Linked DNA regions of Homo sapiens: region 1 is linked to region 2. A link is an interaction called in ENCODE POLR2A ChIA-PET data of the cell type or tissue named here. Cell type or tissue: Panc1. All regions are shown on one strand. Each heading gives the region's core, and the rest is flanking DNA. Links, peaks and the distances in the headings are about the cores only. Region 1 overlaps LIFR-AS1 (LIFR antisense RNA 1). Region 2 overlaps OSMR-DT (OSMR divergent transcript).

Evidence for each region. Peaks named below come from ENCODE experiments on the same cell type or tissue, not always from the same donor. Only the 100,000 strongest peaks of a DNase experiment are listed, where the experiment ranks them.
Region 1: POLR2A ChIA-PET joins it to region 2 with 6 read pairs; 2 of 35 experiments call an interaction of 5 or more read pairs at or near these places.

Annotation. Positions count from the first base shown.
Region 1 is chr5:38,638,633-38,644,011 of GRCh38, forward strand. LIFR-AS1 (LIFR antisense RNA 1) reads left to right here. Exons shown (of 9, transcript NR_103554.1): 3 at 2,297-2,397. Among named protein-coding and RNA genes, the nearest start is that of LINC01265, 79 kb to the right of the region's middle. In Panc1, for the core only: no CTCF peak of the experiment used is centred there; no DNase peak of the experiment used is centred there; H3K27ac peaks cover 1,105 bases.
Region 2 is chr5:38,708,523-38,713,901 of GRCh38, forward strand. All of the region lies in intron 3 of OSMR-DT (OSMR divergent transcript), which reads right to left. It overlaps LINC01265 (long intergenic non-protein coding RNA 1265), which reads right to left. Exons shown (of 5, transcript NR_104631.1): 4 at 2,827-2,898; 5 at 1,845-2,254. Among named protein-coding and RNA genes, the nearest start is that of LINC01265, 9.1 kb to the right of the region's middle. In Panc1, for the core only: no CTCF peak of the experiment used is centred there; no DNase peak of the experiment used is centred there; H3K27ac peaks cover 1,472 bases.

The DNA.
Region 1 (5,379 bases), core at 324-5,323, 70 kb before region 2:
TTATTCCCTTAGGGTGGGCCACCCGCATGCACAGTGGCCTGCTAATACTTGAGAGGTGAGCATGCTCAGCGTGTTTACTGGAGTTGTTCAAATTCTTGACTGTGGCATTCTTCTCTTTTCCAGTGGAATGCTCCCAGAAGGTCATACTCCACCATTTTGTCTCTTAATGCGCATGCCTGAGCCTACTCACCCAATTCCTGAGCTGCTGGTTACCAATTTCAAATGTTTTCATCTGTTGTGAAATTGCCTCTCCCTTGCACCTGCAACCAATTATCATTTTTAGAGAGGTAGTGTGACAACTGCCGGACCATCACCTGATGGTCATCTGACATTCCTGGTGGGTCAGGAGGAGCCCTCTTCTGCCTGCTCATGCCTGGCTAGCTAGCTACCATAACAAAATCAGAGGAAAAATGCAGTTTCGGAGAGTTTTTCCTGAAACAAACGGTATTAATCTGTTCTTGGGAAATCTGCCCGAATGACCCAAACACCTCCCATTGAGAATCACCTGCAACATTGGGAATCCAATTTCAACATGAGGTTTGGAGGGGACAAATATTCATACCACAGCAGGCGTGTTTCAATGACTGCACATGGCCCATTTTGCCTTCAGACTAACATTCTGTGCATTTCCCAGTCAGTAGGGGTATGGCTGACATAGATCTAAATCTTGAGGTGATCCTAAACCCAGAACTTTTGTTATGAGCATCGACTTTCACCTTCACTCCACCAAGTCTCTAGCAGGGCTGGGTTACCAACAACATTGTCTTTGTTCACTGTCTTCTTTTCTCAATCCTCTTGCCTCTCCTTCATCCCTCCTGGGGAAGAAATCTTAGAAACACAAAATGCTAAAAAGAGAGAACAGGTGGGACCTCAGCCAGAACAAACGTCCTGGATTGCCCATATACTGATTAACTAATGTTGGCTCTTCTGGAGGTGGCAGCTGAATCTATTGCATATTAGCTGAATTGATCACCCTTAGACTGGCCCTCATTTGCACTCTGAGTTTATAGCAGCACTTTCCAAGTTTGGCTTTTTATCACAGCTTAAACAAATATTTCATGTGTAAAGTACAGAAAAGTGGGCCAATTGCTCTTCTCTGCCTTCTAAGAACAATGAAACTCCTCTCAAACATTTTGCAAGAAACTAACATAATCTCCCCGACTGTGCTGGAAACAGAACACTGAAGAGCCATTTAAGAGTATGAGGCAGCCTGTGTGGTGGCACTGATGAAATGGCCAAGGAACAAAACGCTTGCCCAGATGAGGACTCTTGGTGATAATGTTCCCAGAGAAACAAGGTTCTGAACCGAACCTTTCATCCATTAAACCAGTGTTTGCAAAGTGGCTCCACTGTATCTCCCCATGTCTGATCCTACTGGAACATATGATCCTTCTCCTAAGAGCCTTATCCTTTACCAAGCAAGACAAACACACCCTTGAAACAAATAGAAATCGACTAAGTACTTAACTGAATGATATTGACTCTAAGTGAAGGAGAGTTTCCAGGAAGGGGAATCAACGTGGGCTGAGATGCTGAAAAGGTCTACATGAAGAAGACAGAGGTTAAGCTAAGCTGTGAAGCATGAGTCAGCTTTCAGTAAAGGGAGGAATGAGGAAAGGGCATTGGAGAGGGAGAGAGAGAGAGAGAGTGTGTGTGTGTGTGTGTAAGGAGCAAAGAAGATTCTAAGACAAGGAAGTGCTAATAAGTATGATATACACAATTCACTCAAAATCTTGAACTTCTCCTTGTATTTCATGCAGTTCTCTGCTCCAATTCCTTCTTCTCTCAAGCCCCACCCAACAATTCTATTTTGCTAACTAAATTTTTTTTTACTGTATCTTGTATCCACCAGCCTTATTAATATATGAACTTCAAGTCATTTCTAATGTTTCACATGCAAAAAGAGAGAAGATTCTTCTGTCTTCCAAAAAGAGAGAAGAATCTTCTGCTTTCCAAAAAGAGTGAAGATTCTTCTCTCTTCCAAGAAAGAGAGAAGATTCTTGTGAGTTCCCAGTACAAGGCTGATCACGTGCTCACTAAATACCACCCAGTGGCTGAAATTGAATTTATTTCCCTCAATTGCACATCTCTGAGAGGACCAAGGAGTTTCATGACTGCTATCCTAGCATTTTAAAGAGCAGATGTGAGGGACCAAAATGTTGGTAACAACTATAGAAGAATTTCTGTGAGAGACTAAAGCTCTGAAACTGTAGGGTACATTCAATAACTGGCATTGAAAAGAATGATTTTGTCTTTCTTTCCCTCTCTCTGTCTCTCTCCTTTTCTTTATTTCCAGAATTTTCCACAAATGAGTTCATTTATAAAGAGAAAGGCAAGCTTTGATGACAACACCTTCACAAAATGGAGGCCTTTGAAAACATTGGTCTGGATTGAGGAGTATGTTCCCCTGCCCGGATCTTTCAGTTCCTCCCTACAGTGTATTCAGCTTGATTCCAGCCTGAGTGTCCAGGCAGTTGGTACCCACAGCCCCTTCTGGGCCCCAGGGGAAGGCATCCTTCCCCTCCCTCCTCCCTGAGGCTCTGAGGTGGCTGGCCTCCTGCCTGGCTGTGCCAGAAAGCAGCATGACCACCAGCACTACTGTGGTTAGGACAAGAAGAAAATCTCGGGCATTCACAGCTAAACTATGGTTTGAGAAATGCTGGCGACTAAGGGTTGGCTGGGTAAAGGAATAAGAATAGCAGCTGCAATGCACTCTTTGACTCTGCCTCTCCCAAAACAGTCCCTAAAAGGACCATAGAAAGGATCACAATGTTCACGGCTGGGCTTGGCATAGTCTTAGTCCTGGGGTGAGGGCTGGTGAGAAACCCACAAGGGTTTCTTTTGGGGTCTTTCTGAGGGTACTAAAGGGAGTCTCATGGCCCATCCTACTTCTAAGTAGCACTCTTTTGGCCCTAAGAAAGACCTGCTGGAAGTCAGGATTTTTTTTCAGTCCAGTTTAAAATCCCAGATGAAATTAGCCGAGTGTGGTGGCATGCGCCTGTAATCCCAGCTACTTTGGAGGCTGAGGCAGGAGAGTCGCTTGAACCCAGGAGGCAGAGGTTGCAGTGAGCTGAGATGGCGTCACTGCACTCCAGCCTGCGTGACAGAGTGAGACTCTATCTCAAAAAAATAAAATAAAATAAAATCCCAGATGTCTCTTCCATTGAAGACAACGAGGAAGCATTGTCCCCTTTATTTCAGCCCTTGAGTCACATCAGCATGTGCTGGTGGGACCTTAGGGTCCGCATCACCAAGTCGAGTAAGGAATCCGTCCATGTTAGTTAGGTTTTTTCTTTCCATTGGTTCTTTTCACAGTAGAACCAAAGTAGAACATGCTTCTGCCACTAGTACACATGTCTGGCTTCTAGATAAGGAAACTAACTTTTTCTGTCCTAACTCACAGCTGTATTTAGGCTCTAAGGATCTGGGAAACAGAGATGTGACAGGTCCCCTTTTTCTGCTTCATCTTCTCTTTAAAACAAATAGGACTGGACGTGGGCAAACATATCTGTAGCAAAAGATTGAACACTGAATCAGGGTCATGTGCTCCATGCTCCTTAGTTATTTTTATTCATTTAAGGGAATGAGAAAAAGCAAAGGAGGCCCTCAGGACATGAAAATTAAATGTGGCAGCTGAAATTGGCATCTGCAGGCGCAGCTCAAGCAGGCTGGCGTCCGCTAAGCAAGGCGTTTAAAAGGAGTTGAGGCTGCTCTAACCAAACTGAAGAAAACCTGGGCAGGGGCTGTTTAAAGGAAACAAGTTCCCTCTCTTCTTAGGACTAAGCTTGCGTACTGTCTTCCAGCTAAGGAGAATAAGGGGGGCTTGTTTAAAGGGCATTCAATGTCAGTGACTGTTTTTTCTCCATAAAGACTGACAGTTTAAAGAGAATCTGTTGGCAGGCTGATTGCAATCTTGTTTGTACCAGAGCAATAGGAATCTTGGTTATAAATATGCAAAGCATCATGAAAAGATTAAGGCTCAGTGGCTGGGGTGCAAATTGGTCTGGGCTGTTTACTGCATGAGGAATGCCTTCCCTCCGTCCTCCTCTCCCAGTGCAATCCCACACACAGAGACAAATACCTTGCCATGTCCCACTCTCCTGCTTCCCAGGGCTTATTCTGGTGTGGGCCTGGCTCTGGGGAAAGATTCACACCTGGGCAGGAAGGACAAGGTGGAGAGAGGGCAGAGAAGGAAATGAGCTCCCTGACCCAGGACCTGGCCTGCTATAATTTTTGGCTCAAATAGAGTGGGTTGTTATTGGACTAACCACGAATTTGGGCCTGCTTCAGTGATTTCTGAGAGATGAGAGGAAGTAGTGAAAACTCAGTGTTCACTCCAGCCTGGACAGGTATCCTTAGGGCCAGGCCAAATTCTGTTTTAGAAAAGGGAGATTAACTATGTGAGGAAGTCCCAGGGTTGGCATCCTGGTTCTGTCATTTAGGGGGCCCTGGGTCCTTGGGCAAGTAGCTCGGCTCGTCTCCTCACACCACCTTTCTGTGTCCTGCCAAGGTTGTTGTGTGTGAGGATGAAAGGAGACAATGAGTATAATGCATCATGCCTGGGACATGGGAGGCACCCAGTCAATGGAAGCTATGACTAGAAGGTCTGAACAAGGAGTGGCAGCGAATGGTAGGAATTGTAGGACTTTCTCCTCAGTTCAGCTAAAAACTGGGTCCTTGTCACATGACCAGTTAGGCACGCAGACACTTCGAAGGGTGATGGGGTTATGAAATTTATTGGGCGAAAAGGAAAAAGACTCTCAGCAAAGTGAGAGGGGTTCCTGTTAACAGGCCCCCATCTCACAGATTGAATTCCAGGTTACCACACAGGAACAGGAGGGCCAGGCTCCTCCTTCCTGCAAACGGGGTCAATTTCCATGCCTCCATTCTGTTTTCCCAGTGCGCAGACCGATTGGAGATGCGATTCTCCGGGGACCGTTTATACTTGGCTGTCTCAGAATGGTCATTCACTGCACTGTCCATCTGTCCTGTGGCTTCCCAGGAGTTTAAGGAGTTTACTTAAAACCCTTTTCCTGGCTTTGCTCTGTTCTGCTGTTCAGTCTCCCATCAGCCTGGGCCTGCTTCTGCCTGCTGCCATTCTTATGCCAAGTCTTAATGTGCACTCGCTCCCTTCACGAGCACCTTTGAATTTCTAATCCTTTTGTCCCCACATCTCCTGCCTTGTCACTTTCCTCAAGGAAACAGGTTATAAAGCACTGGAATGGGGTGGAGACATTGTCTCCTTCATTCAGTTCAAAGTTCTTTTAAATCTTTGAGTGCCAGATCCCAGGAATTTCTTAGCCTACATTGGTGAAGGGATTGGCTCATGGATGCTTCGCTTGTTTCTGTAAGAAGCGAGTCTAGAATTTAGTCTCCTAA
Region 2 (5,379 bases), core at 252-5,251:
GCAATATGCAAACACATGTGAATAAGATGAAATCAGCTAAGAAGTCCAGAATCCTGGGTATGATTTTATAATAGGACAGATACACCACTCTTGGCTTTATTTTGCTTGCTGGAGGAGAAGTTCAGGGACTGGATGTCAAAGGAGAGATAGGGTGATAGAAATATAGAAGTTCATGAAGTGCCTCACCCTCCACAAGAGAGTGGGTCTGGATTTACCCACCTTCCATATCATTGAATTTCTGGAGTAGGGTTGATGTTACCATTACAACTTGTTATCACTCAGTGATTCAGGTAATGGGTGTTCTGATTGGAGGCTTGGAAATCCAGTCACTACAATCATAGGTGCTGCCTTCTTGCCACTCACATCCCAAGTAGGAATAGCCCAGGTGAGTTATGCCCCACACCCTCTCCTAGAAGCTGGGGGTTCACCCAATGTCAGAGGCCAAATCATCCTCAGATACCATCTGGTTGAACTTCCTAATTTTACAGATGCCAGTAGTCCAGTGTCACGATAATACAGTGAGTTGGTGGCTACATAGAAATAAGGATTTGGGTCCTGTGAATTTTGGTCCAGGAACTACCATTTTGCTCTTTAATAGTGTTTAAAGGACACAGAGGCATATTTTCTAAAGTCTGTATAGTGTGTGTTTGTGTGTGTGTGTGACAGTCTCACTCTTTTACCCAGGCTGGAGTGCAATGGCAAGATCTCAGCTCACTGCAACCTCTGCCTCCTGGGTTCAAGCGATTCTCATGCCTCAGCCTCCCAAGCAGGTGGGATTATAGGCACCCACCACCACCCCTGGCTAATTTTTGTATTTTTAGTAGAGATAGGGTTTCACTATGTTGGTCAGGCTGGTCTTGAACTCCTGACCTCAAGTAATCCACCGGCCTCGGCCTCCCAAAGTGCTGGGATTACAGGCATAAGCCACCGTGCCTGGCCAAAGTCTTTATAATCTTAAAAAGGAGAGAGAGGAAAGAGATAAGTGTAAGAAGGAAGGCATAGCTAATTAATTGGAGGGGGATGGTCTAAGTTCAAGCTTTGAAATGAAACATAGCTGGATCAGCCACTTAGTTGATGTGTGAACTTGGACATACACCTAAAGTTACTGAGTCTTAGCCCGCATCTTTTAAACTGAGATGGTAATAGTGCCTACTGCACAGGGTTAGGTAAGGATTAAAGAAGATAATGCACAGATCCTGGCACTGACAAAATGCTTAATAAATATTGGCTATTATTATAACTCCAGTGCAGACACCCAAGGACTTGGATAGACTGCCAAGAAATCAGTCCTGAGGGGGCCTGTCCTTCAGCCAAACTTCCTCCCTTCCAGCTCCTCTCTTCCAGCCTGGGCTGCTATGCTGCCCACATCCTCCACTCTACTCCTCCAAATAAGTGGCAATCATGACATTTTTAGTATCCAGCTTCACACACAGATCTTTCCAGCAGAGTAACAGGGTATTGACTAAAAATAAAGATGTAAAAGGACCAGGGATAAAGGGAATTGGTAAGGAAATGAGAAAAGAGAAAGGAAGGAGAGCTATGAAGAGATTCCTTCCATCTTTGATCACAGTGCTGGATCATGTATAGGGAATGTGAAGTACAATCAGTATACCATTTCTCCACGGAAGTTACACTGCTAGCAAAATGAATGCTCATCACTTTTCTCCTACCCTGCCTAAATAATTGAATACTGTGGATTACTGTGCAAGTTTCTCCATGCCCTAAAACCATGAAAACCGTGTCCTATAAAAAGCTGGTTTCAGTGGCATTCTAGTCACTGACTCTCTGCTCAGGACTGTACGAAGATAATATTTATCAAGATGACTGACTCAACAATGGTCAAATAATATTCAATATAGTTTTAATGAGAAAAACATGTGATCATATTCTGAGTCGGAAAGTCAGCACCACATCTTTAGCACATATTAACCAGAACATCTTATTTCCTGGCTGTATCAGAACAGACAACTTGCTCTCTCTTCAGTCGGAGCTGCAGTTTTCCTTTTACATCTCCATTTGTCTTCTTGTGGAATATGGGCCTGAAAGGACAACAGGGTCACTTTTTCCTAAGACAGTATATGTTTTGCAGAGTGTATCTCTGATGCTGGCACCACCCAGCAGCTGGAGACCTAGGTGCCGGGAGTCTGAAGTTCTAACGTTGCATTTCAAACCCCAAAGTTCAGTGGATCTTCATCTTAGTTGCAGAGAAGTCATTATCTTCATTTTTTTTTTTTCTGGATGCAATAGTTGCCCCCTGCCAGACATGAGAACAAACAGAATGTGTTCTGTCTTTTCCAAGATTGCTTCATCAGCATGTATTTTCCACTAAAGCTTTTCAGTATTTGACTTACACATTTATGAACACCCCCAAATGGACTGTTAGGGTTTGGTTTAATCCCCAAGAAAAGTGGCATTAAAATAGATCTTTTCCCAGCAATAATAATCTAATTTATGATAAAGTATTCTATTCTCAGTACCTTTGAGACACATGAGAGCTTTTATGTAATAAAAAAGCCATTTATTTCTGAATATTTTAATGCATGTTTCCATATTTTTCTCATTTTTAATGCAAGGGCCGTTGACAGTATTGTAAGAGAATGTCTTTTAAAAGCAACTTTACGGCAAATGTTCCAGTGAAATGGATGGCAGCGTGCATCGTTGCAGAGCTGTATTGCTGAATGGAGCAGGGCAGAGATGTTTTAATTCACATTTATGTGCATAAAAGGGTAACCTCTACAGAGAGAGACAATGTTATTCAGTAAATTGATAAGATATAGTAGACTTGGCTTCAGTTTGGGGCTCCATCCTTTGATTTGCTGTACTTACTTAGTTATTGCTGTGTCTCCTCTGCCATGTCTGAAATACAGAAGGAACACATGCTGGAGAAGGCTATGACAACTATTGGGGAAAAGAAAGTAAGTCAGAACCTTAGGTGTGAACTGGAAAGACAGGCTATTTTAAAAGGACAGAGAATCAAGGAGCAAACAGAGCGTCTTTGGACAGAAATTAGACTATCTATATACATATATACGTGTGTGTGTGTGTGTGTGTGTAGTGTGTGTGTGTGTGTGTGTGTGTATATATATATACACACTCACTGCAGCCTGGACCTCCCAGGCTCTAGCAATCCTCCTGCCTCCTGCTCCCAAGTAGCTGGGACTACAAGTGTGCTCCACCTCTTAGAGACAGGGTCTCACTATGTTGCCCAGGCTGATCGGGAACTCCTGAGCTCAAGCAATCCTCCCACGCTGGCCCCTCAAAGTGCTGGGACTACAGGTGTGAGCCACTGGGCCCAGCCTATTTTGATTTTTTAAGCTTTCATTTCCAGAGCTGTTCATTTGGATGGATGCCCACCATCTAAAAAGCTACTAGGATAATGGTTGTTGACTGGGAAGGTAGAAGCAGGGTCTGGAAGTGGGAACAGTGTCTGAATCAAAATACACACATCCCTGGTTCTGTGATTTTAAAGCCATCTTGAGAAATCTCAGAAGTGTAATTCTGATACTCTCCCTGATCAAGAGCCACTGCAGTAGTATGAGTATGAGATTTAACCTCAATCATATGTGCTTACAAGAGATACGAAAATGCATATTTGACATGAACAGAACCACACTTCTGAGATAAGAAGCCAACTTTTCACGGATGTCTTACTGATGCTTTTTGATAAAATGCTCCGTGCTTTTTTTTTTTTTTTGAGATGGGGTCTCACTCTGTTGCCAAGGCTGGAGAGCAGTGGCACAATCATGGTTCACTGCAGCCTCAACTTCCCTGGACTCAGGTGATCCTCCCGCCTCAGTCTCCCAAGTAGCTGGGACTACAGGCACACACCACCACACCCAAATAATATTTGTATTTTTTGTAGAGACAGAGTCTCGCCATGTTGCTTGGGCTGGTCTCAAACTCCTGGGCTCAAGTGATCTGCCTGCCTTGGCCTCCCAAAGTCCTAGGATTATAGGCATGAGCTACTGCACCCAGCCACTCTGTGGTTTTAATGGACATTGATAACAGCCCTCTGTAAGACAAAATCATGATCCAAAGTCAGACACTGGATACCTCATAAAAGGGCTGGGTGAAGAGTCTGCAGAGCAGGGATCTCGTTTTAGTTCTGGACAGATGAGCTATTCTGGCCTTGTGGATGTTGCCTAAGCCACTCTAAATATGGTATCTAGGTCTCTCAGCTTCCCTCAAGCAGATAGAAAAGGGTGAACAAAAATATCAAGAGAAGAGGGAAAGGATAAGTTAGTATCGGGATGATGTAGGGAGAATAAAAGCTAGAAGGAAGTAGTAACACTGGCATTGCCGCCTGCTCAGGGCCAGGCACTGTGTTGAGTACTCACACCATTAGAATGGAGACTTCTAACAGGGAATACAATGGAGATAAAGGAAAGAAGACTTGGAGAAAAGCCAGAATTAAAAGGGAATCCATTTTACACTTTCTAACCTCAAGATTTCAAAAACTAAAAACTGAACAGGTGTTTTATGACTAGTGAAAGCTAGTACTCACTGTGCCCTTAACTGTACTGTGTTTTACATGCATCAGCTCACTGGATCCTATGAAAAGCCATATTAGGCAGGCATTATTATTATACTGTGGTGCTGACATAGAAACCAAGCCTTGGAGAGTTTAGATAACCTGCTAAATGTTCACTCCTGTTGGGTGATGGTGCTGGGACTTGAAGCTGAGGAGTTCAGGTCTGTTGTGTGGACTCTGCTCTGCTAGTAGCTGAAGGTTACTGGTGTGGACTCTGCTACTGGGCTGCTCAAAATGCTTCAAGGGTTCTGATCTTAGAAAGTCTCTTGGAGGTTTGGGGAGAAGATAAGAGGTTGGGCTGGCTCCCAACCAAAAGCCTTGGAGACACTTTCAAGATAGTCTGGGAGCTGGGACCACAAACAAGGTAGATGAAAACAGGTAGCTGGGGGCTGAGGATGCACAGCTGGGTGACGGGGTAAGAAATCCTGCTACATTATAGCTACTGGGAGCATGGCCTTGGGAGGTCGACTTCCTGGGTTTGAATCTCACCTTAACCACTTCCTAATGGTGAATTCATGGACACAGATATGAAATGGGCTAATACTAGTAGCTGCCTCAAAGGGCTGTGCGAATTAAATGAGATATATAGAAAGTGCTTAGTAAGTATACATAGTGAGCCCAGCAATAAATATTTGCTGTTATTTCAGTAAACGAGTTTTTGGATGAAGCTCTCAAGTCTTTCTGTCACCCTCATTGCTGCCTGCTTCCTACAAGTATGGTGAATTGGCATGTTTGGAGTGTGTGATATGTGGACCCACTCGTGAGCAAGCCAGCTTTGCCCTGTGGGAGAAGGAATACATGTCAAAGGAATAATGCTGGCCGGGCATGGTGGCTCACGCCTGTAATCC